Regions from separate parts of the Homo sapiens genome. Here region 2 is linked to region 1. The links are chromatin loops, found by intact Hi-C in ENCODE. Cell type or tissue: dorsolateral prefrontal cortex. All regions are shown on one strand. Each heading gives the region's core, and the rest is flanking DNA. Links, peaks and the distances in the headings are about the cores only.

Region 1 (16,578 bases), core at 4,971-9,970:
ACATCTACTTGGCCAGGATAGTTGATTCAAATGTGAACATCTATTCCAAATCCAACAGAGAACTTCTCTGGAATATTTATATATGGACACAGAGAAAGGAGAATTTTTCTCCCTTTTTTGCTTTCATTTTGGATTGTGAGCCATAAGAATGCCAGTCAGGAGTTATACCTACTTGTTCTGGCCAGATGGAAGAAGTCCAGATGGAAGAACATTTGCTAGGGGAAAAAAAAAAAAACATAAGGCTACTGCCCAAGGAGAACATATCTAAAAAGGGAGCACAGTGACACATATTTAATGAGCCCTTAGAGACTGAATGCCACCTCTACCCTTTGATTTCCCAACAAAATCCCTTTTCCTTTTCTTCGTATAAACTTGATAGAATTGGGTTTCCGTCATTTGAAACTGCCCAAGTGCTTGACTAATCCTTGGCCCCTTAGTTATCTTCCAAATCACACTAGGTGCATACATATCCTCCCCATGCATCCACAGTTGTCTGTGTTCCACTGAATTCTCTATCATATGAGCATCCAAACAGGTATGATTTTATTAAATTAGTATCAGTGTAGTTACTCTAAAGAGAATATGAGTGATTTCAGCCTAGTATATTTTCCATAAGCCGTAGCCTTCTCCTGGAAGTATTCCTTGTTGAATAGTTCTTTGCCCTAGTGTTCAGACTTTAGTACTGGACTAGGACATTTGTCCACCGCTGGTGCATTTAGAGCCTCGATTTTACATTGCTGAAGACCTAGCACAATCAGAAGGAATGAGTTTCCTGGAGACTTGTCTTCTTTGTTCTCAAGATTACCAAAGGCCATTTTAGAAAGAAAATGATTATGAGGCTACATGAAATGCAATAAGATTTTATAGCAATCAAGCCTGACTTTGGAAGGCAGCTGGAAAACAGGACACTCCTCCTCCCACCCTTTCTTCTCCCCAACAAATGCCATATGTCTGTTCACAATGCATTCTGGCTAACTGCTATGTGGTTGACCTTCGATACTGAAAAAATACCAAAACACTTGGGACCTAATTTTCCTTTCAGCTCATTGTTATAGTCACATTTAATATGGTTGAGGGAAAACATGAAAATTATGACAAACCGGCCTGAAATTCTTTAAGGTAGTCCATCAATAAGACAGATCTCTGGATAATTCATAATACTTGTGATGGTTCAGAGAAGGAGGAGTCTTTGGGGCCCTTGAAAAATGATGCTTCTGTTGCTTAGGGGTGTGTTCAGAACCACATCAGCATTTATGTCATCTGTAGAAAAACTAAAAAACATTAGGTTGGTGCAATTACTTTTGTGCCCACCTGATAGAACCTTTCCACTTCCTTTTTCTATGAGCAATTAATTCAATTTCAGATTACTATATTGGATGCAGAACAGTTAATAGAGGAGTTTGCTAGTCCATGTGTGGCATAGCAGAATGAAGAGACTTTTTATTGCATCTGTATAGTAAATGAAATTTCCTCCCCAAATTAAAATAGCTTTTGTGTTGGTTTCTTAGGGCTGCCATAACAAAGTCACAAACTAGGTGTCTTAAATGACAGGCATTTATTCTTTCACAGTTCTGGGGACTAGAAGTCTGAAATCAAGGTGTTGGCAGGGGCAACCACCCTCTGAAACCTGTAGAGGAGAACCTTTTATTGCTTCTTCCAGCTTTTGGTGTTTGCTGCCAATCTTGGCATTCTTTGGCTTGTAGATGCCTCACTCCGGTCTCCGCCTCCCCAGTTGCATGGCCATCTTCTTCCTGAGTGTCTCTCTTATGAGTACAACAGTTATATTGGATCAGGGCCCACTCTAATTCAGAATGATCTCATTTTAACTTGATTTTTCAGATTACATGCGCAAAGACTCTTTTCAAATAAGATGACATTCTGAGGTGCTATGAGTTAGGACTTTAACATATTTTGGAGAGAACATGATTTAACCCTTAACAGCTAAATTGTTGCCTGATTGTAAAACTAATACAATTAGTGAAAAAGAGAGGTATAAAGAAGAAATTAAAAATCATCTAGATTCCTCCCACCAAAAATAACCATGTTAACAATTTGGTGGATGTCTTTTCAAATATTTCTCAAAACAAATGTTCTTTTCTTATACCGTCAGAAATAAGTCAAGTTCAAGGACAGAAGCAGTTGAAGATGTCTACAGTTTTGTGCAAATTATAACAAATGATGCTGTGATGTGTCTTTCTTCTTTCACTTTTTAGTTGCACTTGTGCAATTACTTCTTTAGGATAAATGCTTAGAAATACAATGTCTGTGTAGAAGAAAAATATGCATTTTTATACATATTATCAAGTTATACACTAGAAAGAATGGAGTAACTCCATTCCCACCAATAATGCATGAGAACTCCTGTTTCTCCCATCTTCTTTGTCCTTTAGATTACAAGTATTAGTATGATATATGTTAAAAACTTTAAATTTATGAATATTTCTATGTTCTCCTATGTGAAATTCTAAATCATGGCATTTCTTTATTCTTAGGTAATAAATGTGAATCCATAGTTTTTTTTTTTTTGAGATGGAGTCTCACTCTGTCACCCAGGCTGGAATGCAGTGGCATGATCTTGGCTCACTGCAAGCTCCACCTCCCAGGTTCACACCATTCTACTGCCTCAGTCTCCCGAGTAGCTGGGACTACAGGTGCCCGCCACCACGCCTGACTAATTTTTTTTGTACTTAGTAGAGACAGGGTTTCACCGTGTTAGCCAGGATGGTCTCGATCTCCTGAACTCGTGATCCGCCCACCTGGGCCTCCCAAAGTGCTGGGATTACAGGCGTGAACTACTACGCCCGGCCCAAATCCATAATTTTAATCTAGTATTTTCACACTTTGATAAATTTCTAATTCTGACCCATCCACACATGTTTTTAGTACAGGGTATGGAATTGCAATCCAGAGATTCTGATTGAACTGAGTTTTATTTCTTTATTAAGTCACTCAAAATTACATTGTTTGGGAATGTGAATGGGAAATTTAGTGTGTTTCCTGTTTGCCTTTCCAAGAGATCAGTTTCATTTAATCAAAGGCCTTGTACTAATTCACAGAAAAATGCATACTCAAAAAGTAATCAGGGACATAATGTTGAGCCATGGTAATAAGCAGTACTTTTAGCTTCAGTACTCATAGTTAATTGAATTTATCAACATTCTTGCTGTAACTAAACCCTTTTCTCTCCCATTCAGCCCATGAGGTTGTAAGAAAGTAAATGACATTACAGGGTTAATCTTGACTCCATTTTAATGTGTTTTCTTTAAATTGCAATCTTGGCACATTTGGGCCTTTTGATTATCAGTAGTTGAAATTACTTGCCAACCATCTTTCAACTCTTTAGAATGGACTTGATGTTAAGACCCCTGGTTTAGAGAGGCACTCATTTTTTTTTTTTATAGCAGAAAGGCATAAGCTCAGAGAGAAGTATTCTTTCCCCAGAGAAAATCTGTAAGGAGTTATATGAGAGGATCCAAATCCAGCTTACTGAAACAAGCACTGTTTTCAGATAAAATGAAGACAATATCCCTTCGTATCTCTTTCCGTGATCCTTCACATGGATTCACTATTGAGGAACACTTGCTCCCAAAATACGCCCTTCTTCACACTGGCCTTTTACTGCTAACTTTGTATTGGATTGGTGGGTGATTCTGTCTATTCTTTCAGCCTCATTGACATGTGTTCAAGGAGAGGCAGCCCCAACACCTTGTCTCAAGTGGATGACATTTCCTGTCAGTAACTTGCTATTTAGCTACAGAGACCAGCCTCCTCATCCTTATCTCTTTAAAGGAGTAAATGAATACAAATTAAAGTTTTAATCTCAGACTGTAACATCAATAGTATTTTCACTACAAGTAGTTCCATAATGGTCTCATTACTGCTCCTAAGTGCAATACGCTGAGACGTCTAAATTGCCGATTGCCACTACATATATTCTTTGAGAAAAGGTATCCAGGTAACCATGGCAATTGTGTCTCCAGGCAGGATGGGAGTGGGGTGGGAAACTATTTCATTAATTGAAGGGAAGAGATTGAAAAGAGATTTTCAAGCTTTAGATCAGAGAGAGAAAGAAAGAAAAGGTAGATCCCACAACCTTATTTTGTTTTCATTATTAGATTATGCAACCCAAGGAAACGCCAAACGATTTGAAAGGTTCAGAGAAATCACAAGATTAAATAACAGCAGCATTCTTAGCCTTTCCACATTATTACAGTGGTTGACCTGTACCAGATTTTCTTTGGCTGGGTTTTATATAGTTTGATTGAAATTCAATATATCTCCTGAGAAAGCAGAATTGTGTCCCATGATTTAAAGAGAAAAAAAAAGGAAGAATACTCACAGGAGCGGGAAGACTGTGTAGGTGGTATAAGAGCTCTATTTATTTCAAGTTGATAGCACCTGAAAAGGCTGATTTTATCAGTAAAATTCATTTGCAACCTTGCTTCCCTGCCCTTCCTCCACCCTTGGTAGTCCTCAACCTTTAAAACAATTTATTAAAGGTAAAGAAATACTGTGATGAAAAAAGGGCATCTAGATAATAGGGAAGAAGAAAACGAATGTCTGATCTGGTCTCTCAGAGGAGTCTAATAGTTTGTTTTCATTGAAAAGGTATGGCAAATTAGTGATTAGATCAGCTTCTGTTATTTAACCAAAGATGCCCTCTTGTAACTTACTGTGTTGACTCTTTGACAAATATGTTCTAACTTAAGATTTGCAAAACCCTCATTTACACAGATAGACAAACTGACTTCTAGTATACGTTAGCCATAGTTGGGGAATTATTTTTCAAATTAGGCCAACATACAGCACTTTAATGACCCATGTTAAATCTCTGTAACTCCTGATGAATACCTGCTTTGTACTTCCTACACACTATACTATCTAGTTAATTCAGGAAGAAAAATAGAAGACATTAGATGCAACTATTACCAAACAGGGTAGTGAGGACTTGGATATGTTCTTCAGGTTCCTTCCTCAAAATTTAAGTCCACTTTTCATCAATCACTGGGAGAGGCAATGTAGGAAAATTTATTTACAGAAATGAGGAAAGCAACCTAAAACTGGGTGGATAATTATTAACCAAATGGATTTTATTTTAAAACAAACATTTCTTTTCTGCCAAACAGATTTTTATCTTGGAAAGCAAATACTTTTCCAGAATTGGGCCAGAAATCATGGTCTGAATTGTAATAGTTGTTTGGGCACTGTCCAAGTCCGATATATTGACTACCTTGCTCCCCACTGCAACCCAGAGGCTTTTCGTAACAAGAAGCTAAAGTTGTGCTGCTATAGCAGCTGCTGATGATGTTTTTTAAGGGCTGTGTGCCCAGGGTGCACCCACTGGAGAGGCAATAGGAAATAAAAATAGCAATTTGTTTTCCTAAAGTTTAGAGGACAGTGGGGGAAAGCATTTTCAGCCTTGTCATCAGGGATAACATAGTTTTATATTGTGTGCACATAAGTCTAATTTTTGAAGACAGAAAATCATTGTGTAAGGCAATTCGATTTGAGAAAGAATGTTACTGATGGTATGCAAGAAGAACCATTGTTTCCAAGAATGAGCTGAGACACGTGTCAGATCTTTCTAATAGCCAGGTGTTACTATGGACCCCTGCCTAATGGTCAGTGTGTCGTCAGCTGCTGGCAACTCTTACCTTATAAAGACAAATATTGGGATTGTGCAGAGACTGAAGTGTGACCAGAGGCTGAGTGAGATTTGTTACATTTGGGCTATCGATTCTAATTCACAATTTAGTTTTTGAGCCAAGCCAGCCGTTAGTCATGTGGATTCTATAAAATGATTTATCTAAAATCTCTTTATCCCTGTGTTCCCTTTTAACGCTGTAGCCGCTTAAGCAACAGCTTTACACAAAAGGACATACAATTAGCTAGTAGCGAGTATAGCCCAACTACCCCTGTGCACACTTCAGCAATCAACTTGAAGCAGTACCAGATGAAGAGAGACAAGTCTTTTTTTCCCATCTTTCAAAGGTGGCTCTGATATCTGTCTTCCCCCTGTCCCCCCACCACTGCTTGGAGTATGATAGGACAACAGCAAGAGCTCACATGCCAAGTGATGCTTGAATTCATGGTAATTGCTCCTCCTTCCAAGTTCTGGGGTGTAAGTTAGAGTCTTTCATTGCAAGTTTCATTTTCAAAAGGCAGTGCAATCAATAGTGTTACTTTTCTGAGTCCCAAGTCTGTTGCTTAGTCTCAGCATCTCTGATGACTGTGGGTCTATTAGCATAAGCTAGAACTGTAAGTGGTGAATATTTTTATTATCTAAAATTACACTAGAACTGTTAGGCCGAAAGATTACAATTTGTCACTGAATGTGGATGTATGGAGAATTGTATGTAGAGTATATAAAATCTTTTCTATGTCTAATTTGCATTGCAAATTGAGAAGCTAACCAGAGGTCTTGAGGAAATAACATAAATAAAACATGGCTTCACTACTGTAAATGCTCAATTCATGCCAGAGGAGGCCGAAGCCATTACAGAAGGATTGTTTCCATCTAAACAATTCCCATCTCACACACTTCCCTTCTAAAGTGGCTGCCAATAGGACGGGAATTGGGTGGTTGGGGTAGGGGTGGGGGTATCCGTTTAGACAGCTTTAAAAAATACTCAGCAGAGAAAGCCTGAGAGGGTGTTTCTCAAGAAAGCCAAAGTCAAGGCTCAATCCTGCATCTTGTTTTATGTTGAACATCCTCACAACTGAAGGAAAGACAGCAACCTGCTCTTCAGTTTCAGCCCCAAGGAACCAGAGATCTACACAAGGTCAGTAATCAGACAAAGCTCATTACTAAACGTTTAGGGAAAAATTCCATAATATGAGGCAGATGCCTTGGTTAGTTTACAGACAACATTCAGGATCTCTCAAAATGTGAACTTCAACTTCAGTGGATATTTGTTATATTTCTGCACAGCATTTATGCTCTCTTCTTGTGACAACAGCACCCCAATTCTACTTTGGGGTCTATCTCTTCATTATTCTACCTGCATGTGCTTTGCGCCTACTTCATAATTTCCAAAGCCTGAATATGTGGTTTAGACATCTGTGCAGTCTGCCCTCTAGTGATTGGATCAGGATCAACAGGGACCAGCACGTGACTGAAATCTGGTCAATGAAATTCATTTCCTGTTTTTTCTGGAACTGTTGGAGAAGTGGACTGTCTCAGTCGCTGAGCTTGGTGCTTTGTGTAATGAGATGATTGAGGCTTGGAGCTGCAGCCAGAGAACAGAGCCAATGGGACAGAAGCCAAGTTGAGAGGCCAGAAGAAAGACACAAGGTGCCTAACTAAACATATGGTTTAAAGCCTTATATACCTGGGGCCAGCCCTATTTTGTGACTGCTTGATGAGGCAATACATTCTCTTGTTGCTCAAATCACTTAGACTTTCTGTGAGAGATCTAACGGCCATATGCACCTTTCTCACCACTGTCCTTTCACATCTCACCATCTACCACTTCCTTCTTTGGAGCCGCTGTAAGTGAACTTGGCTTAGCCATGCAACCCTGTGTTCTCATGAGTCCATGCTTTTGCTTATGCTACCACTTCATTAGGAATGCCCTTGCGTTCTCTTCTTTTCCTCAAGGCGAAATCCCACTAATCACCTTTCATGTTCAACCCAATCACCTTCTCTGTAAAGGGATTCCTAATGAAGTGGTAGCATAAGCAAAGGCATGCACTCATGAGACCACAGGGTTGTGTGGCTAAGCCAAGTTCTCTTCATTCATATTTTTCCCCTACTCCTCTCAAGGCAAAATTTAAAACTTGCCATGCTGTGTTCATATAATCGTTTCCCTTACCCTATAAACCCTTAACACTTTATGCAAATACTTTTTGAGACTGTCTGTCTCTCCCATGAGGCTTTAAGACTGGGGACTATGTTTATTCAACATTCAGAGGCAGGAAACATTGTTACGGGCATGAGCTGTCTTTGGATGCAGACTGCCTGGGTTTAAACACTGGCTCTGCTGCTTCCTAGGTGTTTGGCTTAAATATATTATCTACTCTGTCTGTGCCTTGGTTTCCTCATTTATACAACGAGGGATAATGTTAATACCTATTTGTCTTATAGGTTAGTTGGGAGGATGAAATGACTTAATGCATGTGAAGTCCTTGATACTGTTCCTGGAAGATGGTAAAATTTCAATAAATATTAGCTATTATTATTATATTTCTAGTTTCTAATAGTGCCTGATGTAGGTACACAAAAATATAAATGTAACAATGAAAAGAAGGCTTAAATTCTTTAAGTCTTATATATTAAGTAGAAAACAAAGGGAAAAAAAGAAATAACTTAATCTTTATAATTTTGTTTTCTTAAATTCATGTGTTCCTATGAGAAATCATGAATCATTAAAGGAAATTTGGCTGATTTGGGGAGATTTGTTCATATTCATTCATTTGGTGCAAAAACTTCTATTAAGAGGGCATTATGATTGGACTTGAGAGTTAAAATTAAGATAATATCCTTACTTTCAAGAGGCTCATGGTTTAGTAGATACATTTGACAGGTAAATAAGTAACTATAATTGAGTGAATGTGCAACAACAGAAGTATGCACACATACCATGAGGGCATAGAGTAATGTTTCCTGAAACTGCTGTACATAAGACTCATCTAAGGACTTTGCTAAAAATCACAGAATCTCAGAAAGGGCACCCATGGAGCTTCTGAAACACTGGGTTTGGGGTCATGTATCTGTACTTGTAACAGAACTTCATGGGTAATTCCTGGCATAAAAGACAGGATAATAACTTTTTGCCTGAATAGGTCAAGGAATGCTGCATGGTGAAGGTGATACATGTGCTAGGTACTTACAGATGATTAGGAGTTTGCTAACATTTGACATGAGTGGTACTATTAAGCTTCAAGAATAGTTTTTTTTTACAATCAACAAAGTGAAGAGACAACCAACATAATGGGAGAAAATATTTGCAAACTATCTATCCAACATGAGATTAATAACCAGAACATATAAGGAGCTCAAACAACTCAATGGGAAAAAAATCTAATAATTTGATTTTAAAAATTGACAAGAGTTCTGAATAGACATTTCTCCAAAGAAGACATACAAATGACAAATAGGCATATATAAAAGTGCTCAATGTCATTGATCATCTGAGAAATGCAAATCCAAACTACAATGAGATATCATCTCACCCCAGTTAAAATAAAAACCAGTTATAATGGTTTTTATCCAGACAGGCAATAACAAATGCCACTGAGGAAGTAGAGAAAAGGCAAGCCTCTTATGCTGTTGGTGGGGATGTAAATTAGTACAACCACTAGGTAGAACAGTATGTAGATTCCTCAAAAAACTAAAAATAGAGCTACTATATAATCCAGCTCTACCTAGCAGGTATATCCCCAAAGAAAGGAAATCAGTACATCAAAGAGCTATCTGGACTCCCATGTTTATTTCAGCACTATTAACAGTATCAAAGATTTGGAAGCAGCCTAAGTGTCCATCAACAGATGAATAAAGAAAACATGGTACCTATACACAATAAAATACTATTCAGCCATAAAAAAGAATGAAATTCTGTCATTTGCAACAACATGGATGGAACTAGAGTACATTATGTTAAGTAAAATAAGCCAGGCACAGAAAGACAAACAATTGAACTCATGGAGACAGAGAGTAGAATGATGGTTACCAGAGGCTGGGAAGGGTAGTGGGGATAGGAGTGGGGATTAATGGGTACAAAAATATAATTAGAAAAAATAAGTAAGAGCCAGTATTTGATAGCACAACAGAATGATTACTGTCAACAATAATTTATTGTACTTTAAAAAATAGCTAAAAGGATATAATTGGAAGGTTTGTAACGCAAAGAAATGATGAATGCTTGAGGAGATGGGCACCCCATTTATCCCGATGTGATTATTATGCATTGTATGCCTGTATTAAAATATCTCATGTACCTCATAAATATATATACCTACATTTTACCTGTAAAAATTAAAAATAAGGCAATCAGGGAACTTTGAACATGATAGATAATTTATGTTAAAGAAGTACTGTTAGCTTTTTAAAGCACCATTAAAAAAATGAATAGCTTTGCTGATATCACTGCCAAAGACAGAGCACAGAGCCTGACAGTTGTTCTACTTATCCAAAATTATGTCACATTTTTTAAAAAAAATTTAAGTTTCAAGTTGGCAGCACAGTGAATCACCTGGAAAGACCTTGAAATATGGTGACATTTGGGGCCCATCCCCTGAAGTTCAGGTTCAACTGCTCTGAGACAAGGCCAAACATCAGTACTTTTCCAAGTACTGACAGCTCTTTTTAATGCTTTTAAAAGGTAGTGAAAATAAATATACAGCCAAAGAGTCACTGTTTAGGCTGTACATAGTATCCCTAGAAAGACTCTAAGTGCTGGACCTAACATCACAGGTTGTATGCTCCCAGATGCCAAGACAGACCAAGTCTCTTGCTTGAATAAATGTCAAAAGAGGGTGACTAAAGTCATGGTATAATTTCCAAGGTTTACATGAACAAATTAATGCTGTTAGCACAAAATAGGATACAAACAACATAGGTATGCCATTTACCAGGTAATTAACAGATATATAAGAAATATTTAATTCTTAGTGCCAAAAATTTTCGGCAATATGGATAAAACACTAAAGGGTGTAAATACAGTCATCTTTAAATCCTGGTATACTATGATGGTATACAACCTCAGGTAGAGATAAGGTCAAGCATCTAAATTTGAGATTTTTCATGATTGAAAGACCCAGGCAAATGGCCCTTCTATCTAAGACCTCACTTACCACTTGGCAGTTCTTCAAATTCACTCCTGGAGATGAACTCCAGATTTAAATAAAGCATTATTTCTGAGAATGGTACTCTGGAATCTCTTTTTTGTTTGTTTTTTTTTAATATCAGCTTTATTGAGGTATAATATACAATAGAATGTATGCATTTTAAGTGTACAGTTTGATGGGTTTTGATAATTATTATACCCATGTAACCAGTAACCACCAACACAGTTAAGATATAGAACATTTCCATTCCCCGTTTAAAGTTCCTCATGCCTTTTTTTTTTAAAAATTAAGTTCCAGTGTATATGTGCAGGATGTGCAGGTTTGTTACATAGGTAAATATGTGCCATGGTGATTTGCTGCACCTATCAACCCACCACCTAAGTATTAAGCCCGGTATGCATTAGCTATTTTTCCTGATGCTCTCCCCCATCTCCCGACAGGTCCCTCCCAATAGGCCCCAGTGTGTTTTTCTTCTCCCTGAGTTCATGTGTTCTCATTGTTCAGCTCTCACTTATAAGTGAGAACCTGAGGTGTTTGGTTTTCCGTTCCTGTGTTAGTTTGCTGAGGATAATGAGTCCAAGCTTCATCCATGTCCCTGCAAAGGACATGATCTCATTCCTTTTTATGGCTGCATAATATTGCATGGTATATAGGTACCACATTTTTAAAATCCGGTCTACCACTGATGGGCATTTGGGTTGATTCCATGTGTTTGCTATTGTGAATAGTGTAGCAATGAACCTATGCATACATGTATCTTTATAATACAATGATTTATATACCTTTGGGTATATACCCAGTAATGGGATTGCTGGGTCAAATGGTGTTTCTGGTTCTAAATCTTTGGAGAATCGCCACAGTGTCTTCCACAATGGTTGAACTAATTTACATAGAATCTTTTTTTTTTTTTTTTTTTAAAGCTCCTCAGTGACTTAATGTAGGTGATCCACCCTGGCATTAGAGGATCATGGAAATTTATAATCTTTGGCACTTTTGTAATGCTAAGATTCTACAAATAAAATTCTACGTATATGAGTAAACTGAAAATATTATTATCATGATCTTCAATATCTTCCCATGGGAGTAAAGGAATAACTCTCCCTTTCTTTCTTGCCCTGTTGATTTTTTAAATCCTTTTTTTGGGATGACCAAGTCCTTTGTAATGATCACTTATTATTACAAACCAAGATAAACAACACCATAAAGTACTTGTGGTGATTTTTTTTTCTCCATCCATTCACTCTTTTTGACAGACAACAGCATCCTGCTGGGGCACCTCTTTTCCATCACTGTGTGTGATCTTAGTGAGGCTGTCAATCAGGATGCCTTGAATGTGATCCAAGTTAAAATGATCACGTTGTCTCTCTCAAGACTTTGGGTATTGAGCTGAGCTACACAAGGATGGGGAAAAAAAGTTGGGGTCGATTAATTCCTGGAATAGCTTTCAGATGGGACAGTCAATTGGATACATAGACACCCTAGCTGCCCAGTTCCAACCCTTTCTCAGCTAGATTTTCAATGTGCTGAACTACCTATGTTCTGCCAACAATGTCCTGTTTTGCTAGCTTTAGCCAGGATCAGTTTCCGTTGCTTGCAACTGAAGAACTCTATAAGGTACAATGTTATAAGAAAGGCAGTAACACCATCTGTATAGTCTGGAACCGCAGGATCTGGTCTGGTGATAGATTATAGCTAAGGTCAGTGGAAAGTGTGAGCGAGTGAGATTATGTGATTAACCTTGGCTGCTAGGTATGTGAGAGTCATAAGCTTTAGCAAATGGATGACCTGGATGGTTATCCACTTCAGACAAAATGTTAGCAAATGAATAGAAACAGCAGATAATAAGTGAGAGGGGTAGGGGACTAAAATCATAGTAAGTTTAGGCAGATAGCTGCAAAGTTTCAAAATAAAACCCATCTCTGAGGTTAACAGATAAAATATGTAAAAATGATAAACAATATTTAGAATCCCTGGCTTCACAAGCCAAAAGCTAAATGGCTGATACTCAGTTACATGCCCTCCTGCTAATCAAAACAGAGCACTGAGTTATAAACTAGAAAGTGTAGTAAGAAATGCACATGAATCTGCATCTGAACAAAACTACTGATTGTGAATAAATCTGCAACATGGCTTCTGATAAAGCATTTACTCTCCTCATTTGCTCGACCTGTAGCTGTTGCATTCAAAATACATACACATATACTTACACAGACATATTTATATTTGCAATTTATAATATGTCTGAAATGTAATACTCCAGTTCATTTGCAAGGTTGCTACCAAGGTATACGGGGTATAATTTTATCATCCAGGGCACAATGGATACACCAGCTCCAAACATAGAAGTCACTGAGTTGCCATATATTACTATAGAACAAGCATTTTATTTCAAACGATGGGAACCTCACATAAGTTAGGGGAGGAAAGGCAAAAATGAATTCAGTGGTGTTAATGGAGTTGGTCAAATACTTGTTATTTAAGTCACAAAAAGATATAAAGTGATACAAAACTGAATTTGCTAAATTATCAGAAGAAAATGAATCCCACCAAGTGAAGAAGTTAATATGGCAAAATGGCCAATGTTTATGGAATACTTAGCCTGTGTTAAACATTGCACTGAGCCCTTCAATAAACACAATCTCCATTAATTTTATAACAATCCCATGAAGTAGTTATTATTCCTATTTAACTGTTAAAAATAGGTTTCGGTGACTATCGGCTACTGAGGATGTATCCAATGCCAAACTCCTATGTAAGAATGCATACATCTAAACACAAATGTGGATATTTTAATAAGACATTCAAAGCCAGAAAATGGGTAGAGATGCATGAAAAGAGAATTGGTAGCATCAACTAGTTTGGTTGTTCACTAAGAAAGAACTGAAGTCTCCAGTATTTCTAAATTGGGATATGAATATCTACCAATTGGTATCTGTGAGGTAGACTTGGGGGGCAGGTGTGCATGCAATTTAATTTTCCCTATAAATACCACATTATGACAGCATTTCCCTGTAGAAGAGAGGATCACATAGTTTGGTTTTACCAAGAGACTTTTTTTTTTTTTTTTCAGTTTGGGGAGCCATCAGAGCCAGTCTCTCTCCCTCCTCCGAACCTCACTCCTGGAAGGTGTTTTCTTGGTATTAGTTCTCCAGGACCTCAAAATATATGAGGATACTTTAATACAACTACTGCTCTGCTAAAATGGAATGACTAACATTGAAATGATTCCCATGTCAGTTTTTAAGCAGATCAGTTGGACCTCCAGAAAATGTATGAATTGAAAAGACATGCTTCACTTAGAATAATAGTCTCCAATCTCATCCAGGTCAGGAATGGAAAACCAAACATTGAATGTTCTCACTCATAAGTGGGAGCTAAGCTATGAGGATGCAAAGGCATAAGAATGACAGTGGACTTTGGGAACTCAGTGGGAAAGGGTGGGAAGGGGGTGAGGGTAAAAGACTACAAACTGGGTGCAGTATTCACTGCTTGGGTGATGGGTGCACCAAAATCTCACAAATCTCCACCAAAACACTTACTCAGGTAACCAAACACCACCATTCCCCAATAACCTATGAAAATAAAAAATTAAAAGAAATGAAAAGAGAGCCGAGATCTTTAGAGAAACACACGCACCAGTACATATGTGTATGTATACATATATGAATATGTGTATATATGTGTGTGTGTGTGTGTGTGTGTGTGTGTGTGTTGAGTTGAGGGTATAGTGGCAATGATACTACTGAGTGTTTCCTTTACTTAGCTCTTACCCCAAAAGACATATTTTCTAATCAGTAAAATAAACCAGGTACAATCCCATAGTGTAGGTATTTCCAAACTTCACTGACCATCAGAATAAAAATAGCCAGAGTTTCTCTGAATGCTTACTGTATAGGAAGAACCATGATGAATAACTTATCTGCTCGATGGTCCTCCCAAGTAGGTATAATTTCCCTCTTTCATAGATGAGATAATAGACTCAGTCAGGTTGAATTATTTGGCCATTAACTCATCTAGTGAGAGTGAAAACCATAATTTAAACATAAGCAGTCTTTACCAAGAGCTCATACTCTACCAATTGTGCTAAAATATAATACATTATTGTTGGAGCCTAGGAATCAGAATAATTAAAAGCCCCCAGATGATTCTTATGCATCCAGCTCAATACTGGTCCAAGAATCCACTGGTAAGTCTTTGATGTGCATATCAATCACCTACAGATTTTGTTAAATTATAAATATTGATTCATTAGGTCTGGGTGTGGGCCTGAGAATCTGGATTTCTAACAAGTTCCAGGTAATGCCAATGCCTAGACTACATTTTGAGTAGCAAGTAAATAGGGCACAGCATTCAGTTATACAATGTTTTAAATTGTTCTGTAATGAAAACTATAAATTACGTCCCCAGATAAATTGGAAGCACCTGAAGTATCAATTTTACAGTATCTCCATATGCTAGTAGTACTAGACCCATAAAAAAATTAAGCCATTCAAATAATGCTTGGTAAGTAATTCCCAAGAGAAGTGCTCTTCTGACTCTTTTTAACACCCAGCACAAGAAGAACTGGAACAAAGGGGCTTGCTTACTCTCAGAGTGCAGGTGTCCTGATTTACTTCTGCATGGAAGAGGTTACAGATTCTGTCCCTCTGTCTGGTCACTTGATAGGTTGTCATTAACAATAGTCTTCTTTCTATTACTTTTTTTTTTTTTTTTTTTTTTGAGACAGAGTCTTGCTCTGTCACCCAGGCAGGAGTGCAGTGGCATGATCTCGTCTCACTGCAGTCTCTACCTCCTGGGTTCAAGCAATTCTCCTGCCTCAGCCTCCTGAGTAGCTGGGATTACAGATGCCCACCACTGTGCCCGGCTAATTTTTGTAATTTTAATAGAGATGGGGTTTCACCACGTTGGTCAGGCTGGTCTCGAACTCCTGAACTCATGATCCACCTACCTCGGCTTCCCAAAGTGCTGGGATTACAGGTGTGAGCCACTGAGCCTGGCCCAATAGTCTTCTTTCTAAGGAGTCTAAGAAAATAGTTATGAAGGGATATCAACAAAGTCATTAGAAAGCAGAACAAAGGTAAAATACACATGTTCTTTGGGATTAAAGAAATTAAGTGCAAAAAACCCCACAATTTTCTCCCATCAAATTTCCATTCAATTTTTTTCATATTAATTATTACAAGGTTTTTGCACAATTTATTCTCCTATACACTTTAATCTCATGAATGGAAAAAACTTTGCCTGAATTCTTGACTCCCATGCTCTTTGTTCTCCTATCTGATCCCCAACTATGTGGAACTGTCATCACAGAAAAATAATTGCCCTGGTCACTCCCCAGAAAGCTTGCTCAAGATTTTATCCACTTTTGTTTCACCAAAGATTTGATCTTGGGGAAAAATATATCCAACTCAGCCAGCTTTTGAAATAACCCAGGATATTGTCATCATGCATATTTTAGAAACACTTCAAACTTAAGAGTACGCTCCATCTCTTTCCATAAGTCTCCCCATGCCAAACACACAGACCAGTCCATAGACTTGAGATTATAGCTCTTTCCAGAAGACAATATGCATATGTATGTATATATCTGTCTTAGCCCATCTGGTCTACTATAACAAAGTACCATAGACTGAGTGCCTTAAACAACAAACATTTACTTCTCACAGTTCTGGAGGCTGGAAGTCCAAGATCAAGGGGCCAGCAGATTTGGTGTCTGATGAGGACTCTCTTCCTGGTTTGCAGATGGCCATCTTTCACGTGTCCTTACATCTTTACATGGTGGAAAGAGCA
Region 2 (16,578 bases), core at 4,047-9,046, 300 kb before region 1:
AAATAGGGAAAGAAAATCTGGTGTCAGCTTTCTCAACCTCTACCAGTATAGCTCTGAAAACAAGCTGAACTGGAAGGGATCTTCGCTGTGTGGGAGGGGGAGGTGCTACAGCTACAGTTATTTTTTCCCACCTAAAAATAAAGCCCCAAAGTAAGAATGTGCAAAAACAAAGTGCCTAAACATGTCTATGAAACCAGGCACATCCTCCACCATCAAGGATGCCAGTGGGGCTGTGCCCACGAGATCTGCCCAGAGCTGCCATCTCTGGATCTTTCCTTCCTTCACTGGACCTTCCAAGCCTACCCACCACCCAGCCCTCATCCCCAAGCCATTGGCTTCCTATCCCCAGCAGGTCTCAGTCTTCCTTTTTGAGTAGAGGGCTTGTTTAGTTTGACTCAAAGGGGTTCCAGGGATAAACCATGATTATCCCTCTTTTTAATCACTGGGATGATGAAGTTAAGAGGAAGATATGGCCAGTTGCTAATGCTGATCAGGGGCCAGGCCTGCCCTGTGCTAACACTTTCCATGTGTTGTCCCCCTTGCCCCTCATCTCAGCCTTATGAGGGCAGGATTATTAACAGGTCCATTTTACAGCCGAGGGAACTCAGATAAATTACTCAAGGTTATGTGACACAGTGGGCAGAGCTGGGATTTGAACCCAAGCTTGTCTGACTCCAGAGCCCGGGTTCTTTCTCACCATGCCACTCTGCCTCCCTTGAGGAATGGCCTCACAAAGCTGGCCAAAATGTGACAATTTTGGTTCCTTTGAAAAGACCCCCAGCTAATCTGAGAGGGCAGCCCCATCTCTTCTGGCTTTAGGCTTGTGCTCTCTTAATTTACCTACCACTTTGGTGACTGCATTTTCCAGAATCAGAATTTTTATGTGCTCTAAGATTTTTTTTTTTTTTTTTTTTTTTTTTGAAGCAGAATTTGGGACACAAGCCTGATAAGGGATTATTTGGATTTTTACCTGCTGGAGGATTTGGTGAGTTCTAGAAACATTTGAGAGAAGTCTAGTTGCTAAAAATTAAGTGACTTATGGGGATGATGGGAGAGGATATTCAACATCTGTATCCTCTAGAAACCCAGGCATTTTCCCCTGCACAACTCTAAAGGGCGATCCATGTTTTCAGCATATGTAATTTTGCCCTTCATGTTGGGAGGGAAGGAGAAAGAAGATGAGCAATTCGTGGCTCCACGTATAATCTTGAAAATGGAATGATGCATTTTGACAGTCACTTTTATTTTTTTTAATCCTTTAGAGCTCTCTATCCAAATTATTTCCCTGTTGTCCCAAATAACTAGATGGCAAAAGCAAAACAGAGCATTGAATTCATGGCTAATATACAACCCCGACAGCCAACAGATTGCCATTAAATTAACCCTGGGGCTTGACAGATCTGTTCTTCTTGACCTGACTGCTTACGGCATTTCTTATTAATGCTGAGCCCAGGCAAATTACATCTGCTAACAAAAGGGGTTAATCTGGCTCTCTGCTGGGACTCTGGAGGCAGCTCTGAGGACAGGAGGGGGCATAGCCAGCTTGGCAGCTGAGCTCCATGCTTGGAAGGCAGAAGAGGGGAAGGTGAGGGCACCGCTGTGCCAGGCAGTGGCCTAAGGCATCATTTAAAATAATAATTGAAGACACCAGGAGGTCACTCCTTAAGGGATCCACTTCAAACAAATGGGAAGCCAGAGCCACAAATGGTTCATCAGTGTGGGATGAGGGAATGGAGAGGGTCATGGCAGGATGGTAAGAGGTAGCATGGGGGCCATTCAAACATCATTTCCTAATCCCAAGTTTAGAAAAAGCTTTTTATGAAAACAAAAGTCCAGCATGATATTAGAAAAAGATTGACAACTTAAATAAATATACAGAACAAGGAAGTGATTAGATGAATTTTTATATATCTCATTAAATTGTTTTTGCAGTGAAATTTCCAAGTCTGTAAAAACCATAGTGCACAAAATTCTAACAACAGTTTGATGATGTCATTTAAAACTTATACTCTGAAAATGATGAGCTAAATGGGAAGACACTAAAACATTAGTGATAGTTCTATCAGGGTGGGTTTACGAATGGTTTTTCTTTTGATTTCAATGATCAGCACAATTTCCACATTTTCTTTTAATAAAGTTGTATTTCAGGCTGGAAAAAATCTTAGGGCCACGCATGGTGGCTCGCACCTGCAATCCCAACAAGTTGGGAGTCCAAGATGCGTGGATCATTTGAGCCTGGGAATTTGAGACCAGCCTGGGCAACGTGGTGAAACCCTATCTCTACCAAACATACAAAAATTAGCCAGGTGTGGTGGCATGCACCTGTAGTTCCAGCTACTGGGGAGGCTGAGGCAGGAGGATTGATTGAGCCTGGGAGGTTGAGGCTGCAGTGAGTGGTAATTGTGCCACTGCACTCCAGCCTGGGTAACACAGCCAGACCCTGTATTGAAAAACAAAACAAAAACTTAGGATACTTTCCATACTTATGATGTGTACTATTTTGGGTAAGGAAAGTTAGGTACAAAGTATATACAGTCTGACCAAGACCACGTAAAAGATATTACACACACACACGAGAGAGAGAGAGAGAGAGAGAGGGAGACAGACAAGGGCCCATTCACTCATTTCTTTCTTTGTGTATTCTATAAGTGTTTCCAAAGAATCTATACCCTGCCAGTACTCTTCTGGGTGCAGGAGATACAGTAGTGACCAAAGCAGGCCCCAAGCCCCCCTGATCCATGGAGCCTATATTCTAGTAGGGAACAGTCAATAAACAAGGTAAATGAGTATTATACACAGTATATTAGGCAGTGATAACTACTAAGCAGTAAAAGCAGGAAAGGGAGAGAGAAATTATGTCTCTATATGTCCTAGATTGAATAGAAGGAAGGTTCTTGGCATTGTATGTTCCCACTCATAAGTGGAAGCTAAGAGGATGCAAAGGCATAAGAATGACACAATGGACTTTGGGGACTCAGGGGGAAAGGGTGGGAAGGAGGTGAGGGATAAAAGACTACAAATTGGGTTCAGTGTATACTGCTTAGGAGATGGGTGCACCAAATTCTCACAAATCACCACTAAAGAACTTACTCATGTAACCAAATACCACCTGTTCCTTAAAACCTGTGGAAATAAAAAATTGTTTTAAAAAGAAAAAGGCATATGGTATAATCCCAACTATATACAAAATAAAATAGTCTGTGAATATGCCTGATATATAAATGGATAGAAAAAAGTGTGAGTCCATATCCTAAACTAGGCGAGCTTCCATAAGGACCATGCAGCAAGTATTTTCAGCCTTTTGGGCCTTTGCCACCGCTATTCAACTTTGCAGTTGCAGCAGGAAAGCAGCCATAGATAATATGTAACTGAAAGGGTGTGGCTGTGTTCCAACAAAACTTTACTTACAAAAACACTTTGGGATAGATCTGGTCTGTGGGCAGTTTGCCAACCTGTTCTAACCTTTTAGCAGAGTAAGAGGTGAATTGTTTATTGCTAAAGTAATTTACCAAAAAATAACTTGTATTCATGTATTATTTGTATTAAAAATAATATCAATAAAAGAATATCGTAATGCAAAAAAAAGTGGATTAGGAACCTGAACTTCTTCCCTTAGGAAAGTTTCAAAAAAAAAAAAAAAAAAAAAAAAAAAAAGAAGAAGAAAGATTCTTGGGTAAATCAGGAGTTTTAAATTGTTTTTGGCTTTGGCTTTTAAAATTTCTTTTATTTCCCCCTGAACCCACATTGTTGAATTAGCTAGCATTAAGTTAAAACTGTGATGCGAATCCAATGTATAGACAGCAAAATTGGTAGTAAGATTTTTGGTCATTTTATTTTCCCCAAATCTCTACAATGAATACATATTAAACAAAGAAAACAATAAGCATTAAAAAATAGCAGTTTCCCTGGCTTAAAATCATCTGTGAGAGAGCTGCGAGACCAGGAACCTCATCTCGATGGGTAAAGTTTGAGATAATATTGTGAAAAATACAGTGATTGTAACAAAATGGGGACCAGAGATTGGGATTCAGTTTTGATTCTATCTCCATTTTGCTAAGAGAATTTGGGAAAGTCATTTTATCTCTCTGGGTTTCCATTTCTTTGCCTATAAATGGGTGTAACCCTATCAGCCTCTAAGAATTTTGATTATTAAACAAGATAATGGAAAAGATAATTTAAGTGGTTTTACACTGGAGTGAATATTCCTTCTTCTGAAGGAAGCACATATTTCTCCAAGGATAGGGTTTATATGCATTGCCTTTGTGAGGTGACTTTCATATGCCTCTGTCCCTTTGCTGCTGATTTTGCTAATACTGACATGCGTATTTCCCCAATTCCTGTCTAAGCCAATGGAGGATAAGAGAGCCAAGTAGGACGCTTTTCTGCAGGGCTGAGTATTATAAACATTGGCCAAGCTGAAGAGTGGAATCTATGTTTACCAGGGTAAAGTACCCACATTCAAAAGCAGCTGAGGCTTTTCATATCCCACTTAAAGTCTGCCAGTACTGAAGGTAGAAAATAGTAATATCTTTGTGTGAACACAGCGTATTTGTTTGATGAGTGTGATTTCCTTTTAGGGACATGAGTTGCTTTGAGATCTTTTTCCCTTTCCATGGTCTAAATTTAATCTTTGGATATTAAGCAATGATTATGAAACATAAAGATCTTATTAGCTGAAAGGACATGTTGCTTGATGATGAGACACTGGAAATCTCCAAAGAGGACTCCAAGGGATATTCCTCTCTTAAGAGCTTAAAAAAAAGTCAATGTGTAAATATTCATGGAGTGTTTGCCAATTCCTAGGCTCAATATGAGGAGACTGACAAAGAGACACATGGTGTCATATTAAATATGTATTGGGCAGGGTGAAAGCCACTGAAGCAGCAACAGGGGAGAAACTTGTACTAGACCCCACAGTTCCCCTGGAAGCCTGCCTGGCAGAATCCCACTGAATTAAAAGGAAGCTGCTGTCCATGGTAGTAATGAGTGCTAGAACCTGGAAGCCAAGAGTTGAGGCTACCTGGTCCCTTAATTAGGGAATCGACTCTAACAGGGCTTCAGCTTGGTTGACAAATAAAATGAAGCCACTGTACAGGGTTGTTAGGACCAAGGTCAAAGTTGAAGTATCCCTAGAGTCCAGCTGGCTTCTCCCAGATAAGTCCTCTATCTCATATTCAGAGACTGGACTTCTGAAAGGTGAGGCTTCTGCTACCCTTCCCAGCCTTGCTTACTCCATGCTCCACTTCACTCTCTGGGCTTCAAAAATAGTGGCCTTCTTAGAATTCCTCCAACATGTCATACTCTCTCCTGCCACAGGACCTCTGTACACACTGAACACATGTCTCCACACCTCTTTGCCAAGTTAGTTCATAGTCTTCCTCTTTCAGATCTTAACTAATTCTTCAGCAAAGCCTTCCCTGGTCTATAGCAGGATTTTTAAAAATGCATTCATAGAACCATATTCCCTGTCTTCACAGAAATTATCTCAGTTTGTAATTATATACTCAGTGTATTTGATGAACATTACTCTGAAAGCGGCAAATTTGTTTTTTCCCATTTTCATGCCTGGCACAAACTAGGTGCTCAATTTATCATCGTTGAGGGCTAGTCTTTATTTTTACTCGATATGGGCCTATTTAATAGATCCCATGTTGGACAAGGTAAGAACTCAGGTCAGTTCATTCTTAGTCCTGCAAAAAGAGTTCAAAGGATTCTAGGTATACCATAGTTTTCATAAAGAAGCAACATCTTTTAATATAAATTTTCATTTATTGCTATTGTCTCTTGCCCTAGAAAACTACTAATCTATTAATGAGTTGTTATAGTCCTGATGTAGTTAGCCTATTAAGACGAAAGTTTGACTGCTTATGTGGGAAACTGTTACACAAGACAAGGACAGACTGGCTATGGATGGAAGGGAGAGAATTCATGACCAGTTATCATGAGGTTTAGAAATGCCTTGCTCTGATCTGGTGCTAAACACAAGGCCCTAGACCTCAGAGTTCCTGAAAACATTTAGTAACTAGGGGGCAGCATCTTGCAAAGGACACCCAACTGCAGAACCAAAGGAAGAGTCTAGAATTGAAAAGACAATCCAGATAATAAAATTAGCAGAATAAAAGCTACCATTCTAATGTTCAACTTTTCTAGTTTCCTTGTTCTCTCAATAATTATCATGATTGTGCTAGTCCTGTTTACTGAGCATTTGCTTAGCAAGGCACTACCCTAAATGTGTGCGTGCGTATGTGTGTGTGTGTGTGTTTAATTTTCATAATCCTCTCGTGATAGAGCTGCTTTCTACAGATGAACAAAATGAGAAATGGAGGCTTGGATAGATTAAGAACATGTTAAAGCTTATACAGCCAGAAAAGTGGTAGGGCTGGGTGAGACCTCTATCACTTGTTGGACTCTGAAGCCTGAGTTCTCAACCGTAATGCCAAAGTCACACCAAATGCCAGTCACAGGAAGTCATGACTGTTTTCTAACCATATCTCCAGATCCCTTGTCTCACTATTTACTTAATGCTTTACATACACTTACTTTGTAATCTAAATAGATTTTGAATATCTATGAAATTGTAGGATATGATGGTTATGTTTTTTGACGTTCACTATTGCTTAGAAGCACATTGCTTACCATCCCCAGTAGTAGCCACACTATGCTTTGGGAATCCCAAATTATTCTATCCTGAACCATGTTTCTTCTGTCTCCTTTGTGAATAAGGGGCATTGTGGAAATGAGACCTGCCTGGTGGCTGGTATTTTTCTGAGACTGTTTTGAAAGATGGCCGCTTCCTACCCCAGAGGTGGCTATACTTCAGTGATGAGAGGCTCAGTGCTTAGGGCGGTCTGGTTGAAAAGAACTATATAGATATCACTTATCATCGTTCTCATGATGACAATGATTATTTTACATATGGCTGCTTTAAGGGTGAATGGCACGGTCTCATTTGTATGCCAGCATCTGGCAGTCTGTCACACATCTGCAGAATATAACCTAAACTGCGCTGTTAATATTTCCCCTTTGCATTCTCCCCAAGGCATCTGTCTCCCAAAATGCCTAAAGAAACTCCCCTCCCCCTTGAAGGCCTAGAGGCAAAATTCAGAAAACATGTCACCTAGACTGGGGAAGCAGAAGCTCAGAGTGACAGCCAGCTGAGCCTGAGCAGATTTCTGGCTCTTGGAATAGATGGAGAGAGAAAAAGGGAACCACCACCCACACTCATTCTATTAGCAGCTGCACTGCCAGGCAAAATCTGTAGGCAGGCCCAGACAGCATGTGGAGTCTGTTCCGTGATCAACAAAATATGCCAGGCATGGTCCTGATGGTCAGTTCTCATTGTCTCCAAATATATCTCATAATTGCCACTATCTGATTAAAGCTGCCTTCCCTGAAAGCCCTTGGAGACGGTTGAGTGCTCTCCATGGTGGAGACTAGCTAGCTGTGTACCAAAACCGGGTCTTTTTATCCTGGGCACACAGCCAGACTACATTTCCTAGGCTGCCTTGCAGTTAAGAGTTAGCCATGTGGCTGAATTCTAGCCAATGGAATGCATACTTTTTTAGGGCATGGCTCAGAGGAATCTCCCACTTGTGATCTTCCATGACCTTCCCCTTTTACAGTCCTGCTATAAACATGGTAACATTGGGGAGCTGCAAATGAAAGAGGCCCGAGTTTCTGAATTACTGATTGGAGGAGGCTGCCTGCTGATGGGGATCATCAATATTAGACTTCATACGAAAATAATCTTTTATTTGTTTGAGCCATTATGGGGTCTATTCTATAAACGAACCTTCAGAGCTTTACTATAACTCTTAAAATTAAATTTCCAGGTTAGATTTTATGAACTGTCTACTGGATAGCGCTACTTTGATGACCTACTATTATTTCGAACTTGACAGGTTCAATAATTTTCTGTATGTCAGAGTGTTCCACGTACTGGAATACAGCAATAGTTCATACAAGGCCCTTGCTCTTGTAGAATTTACATCCTAACATGAGGAAACCAAAAATACATAAGTAAAAAAATTTCAAATCATGGTAAGTACCATGACAATAACAGGGATAGTGTTATTGGTAGCTACTTAAGAGTTAATGGGAAAGAGTACCTCTGGGGCCTGAAGTGACATGTAACTAGCCATGTGAATGCTGTGGGCAAAATATTCTAGAAAGAGGGAACAGCAAATGCAAAGAATGGAAGAATAAGGTTTACTTAGGAACAGAAAAGTGATTAGTTGGCTGAAATGAAGTGAATTAGGGAAGCGTGACAAGACTGGATAACAAAGATGGAGACAGGTTCCAGATCACGCAGAATCTTATAGGCCAAGTTAAATAACTTGGATTTTATTCTGAGTTTAGTGGGAAGCTACTGGAATGTTTTTTATCAGGGAAGGAATGATATTTGAATTACATGTTGAAGGGTTCGTACTGTATAAAAGAGCAAGAATGAATGGAGACCAGATGAGATTATTGCAGTCACAGTGGTGAGAGACAACAGTGGCTTATGCTAGTGTAGGTAGGTAGATAGGGATATATGCGTTGATTTGACATATATTTTAGAGGCAGGGCTCATGGATAGATGGAGTTAGAGTAGGGGAGGCTGGTAAGTGGAAGAGAAAACTCCATATTGATACCTAGGTCAATTGTTCAGTTACCTGAGTTGTTCAGTGCCATTCCTCATAAATCTCATGCCTTAGGTTTGTGAGAAATGGAGCACATGATAGGTATTCAATAAATGACCAATTTTTACTATGAAATAGAGGGTCAACATAGTGGGGGTGAAAATACTGGCCCAGCTATTCAGCATTTTTTTTTTTTACCTTTCTATATATTTTTTATTTTTATTATTTTTTTGAGATGGAGTCTGGCTCTGTCACCCAGACTGGAGTGCAGTGGTACGATCTCGGCTTACTGCAACCTCTGCCTCCTCAGTTCAAGCGATTCTCCTGCCTCAGCCTCCCAAGTAACTGGGACTACAGGCGCCCGCCACCATGCCTGGCTAATTTCTTTTTTGTATTTTTAGTAAAGTTGGGGCCTTGCCACGTTGGCTAAGCTGGTCTTAAACCTCTGACCTGAAGCAATCCACCTACCTAGGCCTCCCAAAGTGCTGGGATTATAAGCATAAGCCACTGCGGCCAGCCGACTTTTCTATATTTTAATTAAACAGGAGATAATGATACTTACATTATGGGGTTGTTTTATCAAATATGTCCTTGGGGGTAGAAATTATTAATATAAAGAGGCATGATGGGGGCTTGAGAATTGTTAGCAAAGTTCTGTTTCTGGATGTCAATGCTGGTTATAGGTGAGTTCAACCTCTGAAATTTCATCAAACTGTATAATTATAATATGTATACTGTACATTTTATCAAACTGTACAATTATAATATGTATACTATACATTTCATCAAACTGTACAATTATAATATGTACTTTTCTATATGCATAATATACTTCAATGAGGTAAAAAATGTAATACTATAAAGTTCCCATTGCAAGTGCTTGGAACTCAATAAATGTCAGTCACTATTATTTTCACTATTATGAGACAATGGAAACCAGTATGTCTGTGGTCCATGCTGTCCATACAGATTTATGAATCCTTTAACAGAGAAAGAACCTGAACTCTAGGGTCTTATCCTATTGTTGATAAAATCACCTCTAATTTTAATTCGTGACATATAAATGCCTCTGTATGAAGGAATTGATTCAGAGTCCCAATCCAGAGCTAGCCCTGGCCTCCCACTTGTAATAACAATATTTCCCTAACTTTATTGTTATGATTAAAGAGTCTCATAGGTGCCAGTGTATTTTAAAAGGGGCAAGTTCTCCGCAAATGCTAGGTGTTGCATTTCTATTCCATATTTTCTCCCAGCCCACTCGCACCTGAATACTCTTAATTCAGGCCAGTTGATTCTTGATCACAAAGAAAGGATACTAAAACTTTGATTGGTTATTTCAAAGTTCCATAGGTTAATCCTCAGGTCATCAGCGGACATGTAGGTTTCATAGTCGCTGTTGACAGATATGGAGTTGATGTGATATGTGTGTGCGTTGGCAAATACTCTTCGTGGGGTGGCCTCCACCATCAGGTCCATGGGTCTCAGGACAGGCACCTGGGATGCAAGAGAAACAAATCACTTCAGAACCAAAGATCTTCCATAGGAAAAGAGTGTGCATGCTAATATCATTTATTATCACACACAAAATAATAGCCACATTGAAGAAACTCCAAGTTAGAGAAAGAAGAGGCTAATAACGAATCACACACTGTTCTTGTTCCATTCTGTTCCTCCTCTTTCAAAAGATATCACCATCACTTAGCCCTGGTGGGAAATTTCATTCTTTATAAATTCTAAACATTTTTCTAAGCCCCTCCAGGTAGCCTCATCTCAGGGGAACTTGGCTTCCATTGTGGAGTCATTACCTTCCAGAGACATTGTTCTATTTTTTTTTTAAACATGAAATCTATTTAAAAAAGGGAGTTGTGGGAAAATTTTAGAAATGTCTAGTTCAACTTTAATCTAAATTTATCTTTTATGTCTTTTCATCTCATGGCTTTGGAAGCTATACCCCTTCCTGGCTTTGTCCTTAATCCTTAAGGGCATTTTGGGAAACTTTAGCATCACCCAAGACTCTAATCGTCCAAATTCAGCCACTAATATATAGGGAACCCAATGACATCTGACTGAGAAAATCTTGGTTTATATTTGTCTTAGAGTGCGAACCAGGTAGTGTCCACTTTTACATGCAAAACTGTCCCAGTTTGAACATTAATGATATGGTCACCTTACTGATACATAAATACTTCTCAGTAAGTATTTGTTGAATGAGTAAGAATACATGATTAAATGATTTCTTTCTGGTGGATCAGAGAATCGGCAACTAAATAGTTTCCCACACATGACCGTCTTTCTGGCAAATGTGAACAAAGACCTATCACTCTTCCTCCTTTGAGTTCTGGGTGAACTGGCTACAAAGAAAGAGAATAAGAACACTAATGCCTGAGAGGGAACAAACTAAAAAAACACCCAAGACAGACAAAACCCCACAACACAGGTGTGGTCACTTAATAGAAACAAGATAATAAAATAACCAAAGCTATTTTCTTTTCAAGCAAATCATTTCTTGCAACTGAGCCCCGACTGATTTGATACCAGGTGGTAGATTAAGACTTCAACTTCTGGATTGGCTTCAACCCAGGTGGCGAGGAGAAGAAAAACAAAAGTTAAATTTTCTGAAGTGCAGTCACCTCACCAACATAACCTTTTAGAAAAAAGAATTCTCCCAGTTCAGACTTGAGGGACTTTAACTCACCTATGCGGGAGTTTTTAAATCAAATCAATGATTCAGAGGAAACACAGAATTCTAGACAGATGTGGTACTTGATAACCCAGAAACCACAGGTGACTTGAGGTGTGGCTGTAGAAGGGTCAGGGGTCCTCTGAATACTAGGAAAGGAAAGGGAAGGAAAGTCTTTGTGGTCCCCCATCCCAATTACGGATAAGGGCCTATAGATTAAGTGTGTGTGGCAGCGAATGGGAGACCAGGGTTCTGATCAGATTCACCACTAACCAATAGGCTATGAGGTCTGGGCAACTAACCTGCTCCTCCTAAGCTTGAGCTCAATTGCACTGTCTGCAAAACAGTGACCATGCTCCCTGTGCTCTCACTATCGCAAAGGGTGGTTTGGGGTTTTGTTGAGATGATCTGACCTCCAATGCATCCTCCTACCCACTCTTTCAACAATATTTACTGAGTGCCACACAAAGTCCTGGAGTGTTCAACTGGTAAGCAGAACCAGACACAGGTCCTGGCATCATATACCTGTTCTTGTCAGGGGAGATAGACATAATTAAAAGGGCTAGGTGCGCAAAAGAGAGGATATACTGCCAAGAGGGATTTAACCTGCTCAGGGAGAACTGAAGAGGCTTCCCTGAGAATGTATGTATTGGAATGTGAAAGATGGGTAGGGATTTAACCAGGCCAGGAGGGGAGTGAAAGGGAGAATGTGTCTGAGGGATGTGCAAAGGTCCCGTGATAGAGGTGAACAAGGCAAGAGTGAAAAACTGATAGGTCACTGTAGTTGAGACAGAAGTAGTGAAGGGAGCTATTGTGGGAGATGAGGTGACAGGCTAGGTAGGAGGCAACACCCCCCCCCAAAAAGTTTTGCCATTATTCCAAGTGAATAGGGAAAAAAATGAAAGGATTTGCAATGATTGTGATATAATCAAATCCAGGTTTTGACTAGATCAGTCCAGATGTACAATGGAAAACAAGTTAGAGGAAGAATGAGGTAGAATTTTTAAAGTGAAGATCATACACTTTTGGACATCAACTAAGGGCATGCCTGAGTTAAGGCATTGCGATGGATAAAAAAGTGACTTTGCCCTGAGAAACACTACACCAAAATATTTATTGGGCATTTTCTCTGTGTCAAGTATTCTTCATACATAATCTCAGGTAATTCTTTCAAAAGCTCTGTGAAATAGGTACTCATACAAACAGAAAACTCAGGCAGAGAGAGGCTAAGTCACTGGCCCAGGGTTGCCCAGCTACAGGAAGCATAGCTAGGTTTAATTCGGGGACTGGAAAGTGAATGTTCTTTCCACTGTACCACATCACATTGAAATATCACACAGGGTAGGTATGATAAATGCTCTGAAAGTGACATAAATTGCCAGGAGAATTTATGGAATAACTAGTGTTACTGGTAGTTATAATGGTAGTGGTATTCATAGTAGTGTGGTAGTTAAGAAACCTCAATTAGGTGTTGTAGGTGTTCATGGTATTTGAACAGGGCATCTATTTTTTCAGAAATGTGTGCCATGCTTTTATAGTTTGTCACAAAGGAGCTCCCCACCTGAAGCTTGTGGTTGCTACCTGGTTCCTCTGCCGTCAAGAGGTACCAGAGCTCAAAGCAGGACCCCAAGGGTCACAAAAGAAATGGAATCTGCAGGACTTCCTGTGGCTCCTCCTAAACTCTTCCCCGGGCCTCCTCAGTTACCGTGCATTGTCTGCAGAGATTTCTTGTGGCTGTGGCGACATGGGAGGGAGCATGCAGCCAGGAACAAGAGGCATTACAGAGTGGGAGCTGCCAGCCCACAGCTTCAGCTTAATGTGATGGGCCTGCCTGCTAATTTAGGCTGACATATTCCATGATGTACTACTTAATGGGGAAGGGCTCCGTGTAGGTATCTGGGGATGGAGCCTCTAATGCTTTGCTCAGATAAGACAGGGGGGATGGAGAGCTGAATGCCGCTCGTGGTATTCCAACATCAGTCCCAGGCCTACGTCAAGGCTTGTCTGCTGCCCAGTGACTCCCCTCACAAGGAGAAAGAGGGAAGTTTGGTGGTTCAAGCAGGACACGATGGACCGATTAGGAAACCACATTGCGACTGTGTTTTTCATCTGCTCTGGCCACATTCTCCCTTTAAGGCCAGGCAGGAAGGAGATCCGGACACTATTCCCTGAGTCAGGTCCACAGTCAATTGTTAAGGTTGTCTCTGGAAACATACACGGAGAGCTTCTTGTGCCAGTCACTGAGTTTAGAACCCCTGACTCCCTGCCCCACCCAACTCCAAGGTGTTATCTCCTCCAGCGCCCTCAGTAACCAACCTTCCAAGGAAGATTCCTCTGTTTGCCCCATTTTACAGGGGAGGTGGGGGGAGGTGGAGTATCCAGTCCAATGTCACACAAAGAATAAGCTGGGGGCTAGGATCTGAAGCCAGTTAATTTGGTTCCTGAATGAGCACACCTAGCCACTACTGTGAATGAAACTATTAGGTTGAAATACAAAACTGCCATGTTTGCAAGTCAAAAATTGTGAAATATCAGCAATCTCATGCGGTTTAACCTAACACTTTGGAAAGGCTCTGTGGTGTATGGATGTGACATCAAATCAGGGAACATTTTGCCTTAGAGCCTCTTCCTAGGACATCATCTGTGTGTGTGGTGGGAGTCTTACAGTGGGAGGCCATAGTGTCTAGGCCTCTCCTCCTTCATTATTCTTGGTATTATATGCTTGCATCCTCAATAATATCATGCTGAAAGAACTATTTCTGTGGATAAGCAAAGTATGAAAGTGAGTAGCCAGGGTAGTTCTTGAAATCTACAGATGAGGTCATTGAGGTCTGAGAGGTTAAGCACCTTGTCCATGGTCACCCTTCCGGGGTTGCTTGCACAGCCTAGGTCTCTGCTTCCTGTCCCAGACTTCTGCTCCCACACACCATCTGCCTGAGCCATCCTCCACAGGACCAGAATGCCCTTTTGCCAAATGACAAAAGCAGAGCCAGACAAAATTCAGATCAGGCCAGGACGTCTTAACTCAGTTCAAACCTTGTCTGAGCCATGTTGGCAGAGTAATTGATGGGGCTAGGATCAAGGCGGAGACAAGGGATGTGCTGAGTGAACAGTGGTCAGTCCTTGGCCCTCTGAGCGGTCAGTCCTTGGCCTGTCTGCAGGTGGTTCTGTGTTGAGCAGCTGGAATTCAGTGATGTCCCCCGATTCAGGTGCTTCACCCTCCTCTCTGACCCTGGTTGAGTTTCAGCTCATTCTCCTAGGCTGCTTTCAAAGGACGCACATCCCAGCACTGTGTCTTGCCTGGACACCCAGTATTATATTAGAATATCAACCGAATAATGTCCCAAGCCCCAAAAGAGCAGCCTGAATCTAATCTGCAATAAAGCTTACAGAGATATATTTCAGTTGTAATATTCCTGGGAAGCTCTTCCCCCCCAGAGAGTGGCACGGCTTCCCCGCTCACTTCAATCAGTCCCTGCTCAAATGTCACCCCCTCAGGGAGGCCTTCCGTGACCATCCCACCTCAAATCGCACAGCCTTCAGTCTATCCTCTTCCCCAACTGACTGCTCAGAGTTTTTTAAACACTTCAGCAGTTCCTCAGTGAATTTTCATCGCTATCCTATGATTAACTTGGTAGATGTTACAATCCCTATTGCACAGATGAGAAAGCTGAGGCAGAAAGGTGAAGTTGTCTGAAGGCTCACAGTGAGTCTGAGGCAGGGCGAGTACTCAGGCCTGGCACTCCTGCCACTCCTTGACTCAGGAGTCTATACCCTTAGTCGCTTAAGGCACACTCAGATGCTTGGGAGGCAGACAAGTAAATAGATCTTTCAGCGAGGGCGATCACGCTGCCATGGAGGTCATCAGGCACTGCCCAGGCCGTATGAACCAAACGGGTCCTGCCTGGGGATCCCAAGGCAGACCTCAGAAAGGAGAAGACTACCAAGCTAGGCAGGGCTTGAAGGGTGGGTGGGAGGTCCCCAAAGAGAGGTGGGGGGTAGGGAGGGGAGGGAACTGGGCTTCAGTCAGAGGGACCAGCAGTGTGCAAACTCAGAGGAGAGACAGCAAAGTATACACATAACGATGGGTAACTGTGCTTCTGGGGTGAGGTCAGTGATTTAGTTATTCATTCAACAAATACTTATTAAATCCCTCCTCAATAGCAGACATATTCTAGGGACCGGTGCCACAACAGTGAACTCTCTGTGGTACATAAGTTCTTGTGTGTATGTGTACATGAGGAAAACCTGAGTTGGGTAAGGGGCTAGCAAGCGAGAGGTATGCTCTTTGAGGTGGGGTGGTCATAGAAGGCCTCTCTGAGGGAGTGGGGTATGAACAGAGACCTGAATGAAGTGAGAGGGGGAGCCATGCAGCAATGTGGGGAGGAGCATTCCAGCCAGGGGGAACAGGAAATGCAAAGGCACTGAGGTTGGAGTGTGCTCAGAGTACAGGAGGAACAATAGCAAAGAGCTTTTTTTTTTTTTAAGTAAGAAATGGGGTCTTGCTATGTTGCCCAGGCTGGAGTGCACTGGTGATTCACAGGCACGATCCCACTACTGATCAATACGGGAGTTTTCACTTGTTCTGTTTCTGACCTGGGTAGGTTAACCCCTCCTTAGGCAGCCTGGTGGTCCCTCACTCCCGGGAGGCCACCATATTAATGTGAACTTAGTGTGGACATCCTAACAGCATAGGGCACTACAGCCCAGGACTCCTAGGCTCCAGTGATCTTCCTGCCTCAGCCTCCTGAGTAGCTGACTACAGGCACGTGCCATGTACCTGTCAGCAAAGAGCTTTTATGGCTGGAGAGGAGTGAGTAAGGAAGCATGGCAGTTGGAGAAGATGTTGGATCAGTAGTCAGGGCCGGATCACCACCTTCACTGTGCGGGTGAGGAAAGCTCAGGGAGGTGTGGCTACCTGTGAGTAGCTGCCTGATATGGGACTCTATCCTCCCTCACCATTCCTTCTGTCTCTGCTCACCCGCTTTGAGTCTTCCTCCCTCAGGTTCTTATTATCTTTCCCGCCTCTCCTCTTGGGAAATACCAGATCATCTTTAACTTCCCAGAACGCATTTACTAACAAAATGAATGTTGCTGTCATTTGGCTTATTTGGTGACCACACCAGCGATTCTTCACAATCTTCCATGACACCTAAGTGGGGGTTGGCGGGTCACAGTGCCTTGCTTCAGAGACATGCAATTAAAGCAGAGTAGAGCCCTAGAAAACAGGAAGCCCCTGAAGCCTCCACTTTAAAAAACATATGTGAAAAGGCACAG

Evidence for each region. Peaks named below come from ENCODE experiments on the same cell type or tissue, not always from the same donor. Only the 100,000 strongest peaks of a DNase experiment are listed, where the experiment ranks them.
Region 2: a loop joins it to region 1, with 4 times the contacts of the local background. A loop is called at or near these places in 4 of 110 quality-filtered maps.

Annotation. Positions count from the first base shown.
Region 1 is chr5:146,940,290-146,956,867 of GRCh38, forward strand. It overlaps a transcript of PPP2R2B not described here. Among named protein-coding and RNA genes, the nearest start is that of PPP2R2B-IT1, 29 kb to the left of the region's middle. In dorsolateral prefrontal cortex, for the core only: a CTCF peak has its summit at 7,068 (motif pointing left); no DNase peak of the experiment used is centred there; H3K27ac peaks cover 1,170 bases.
Region 2 is chr5:146,640,610-146,657,187 of GRCh38, forward strand. It overlaps PPP2R2B (protein phosphatase 2 regulatory subunit Bbeta), which reads right to left. Exons shown (of 10, transcript NM_181675.4): 6 at 9,938-10,115. It also overlaps the pseudogene RN7SL791P. Among named protein-coding and RNA genes, the nearest start is that of PPP2R2B-AS2, 86 kb to the left of the region's middle. In dorsolateral prefrontal cortex, for the core only: a CTCF peak has its summit at 6,023; a DNase peak (open chromatin) is centred at 7,232; H3K27ac peaks cover 2,844 bases.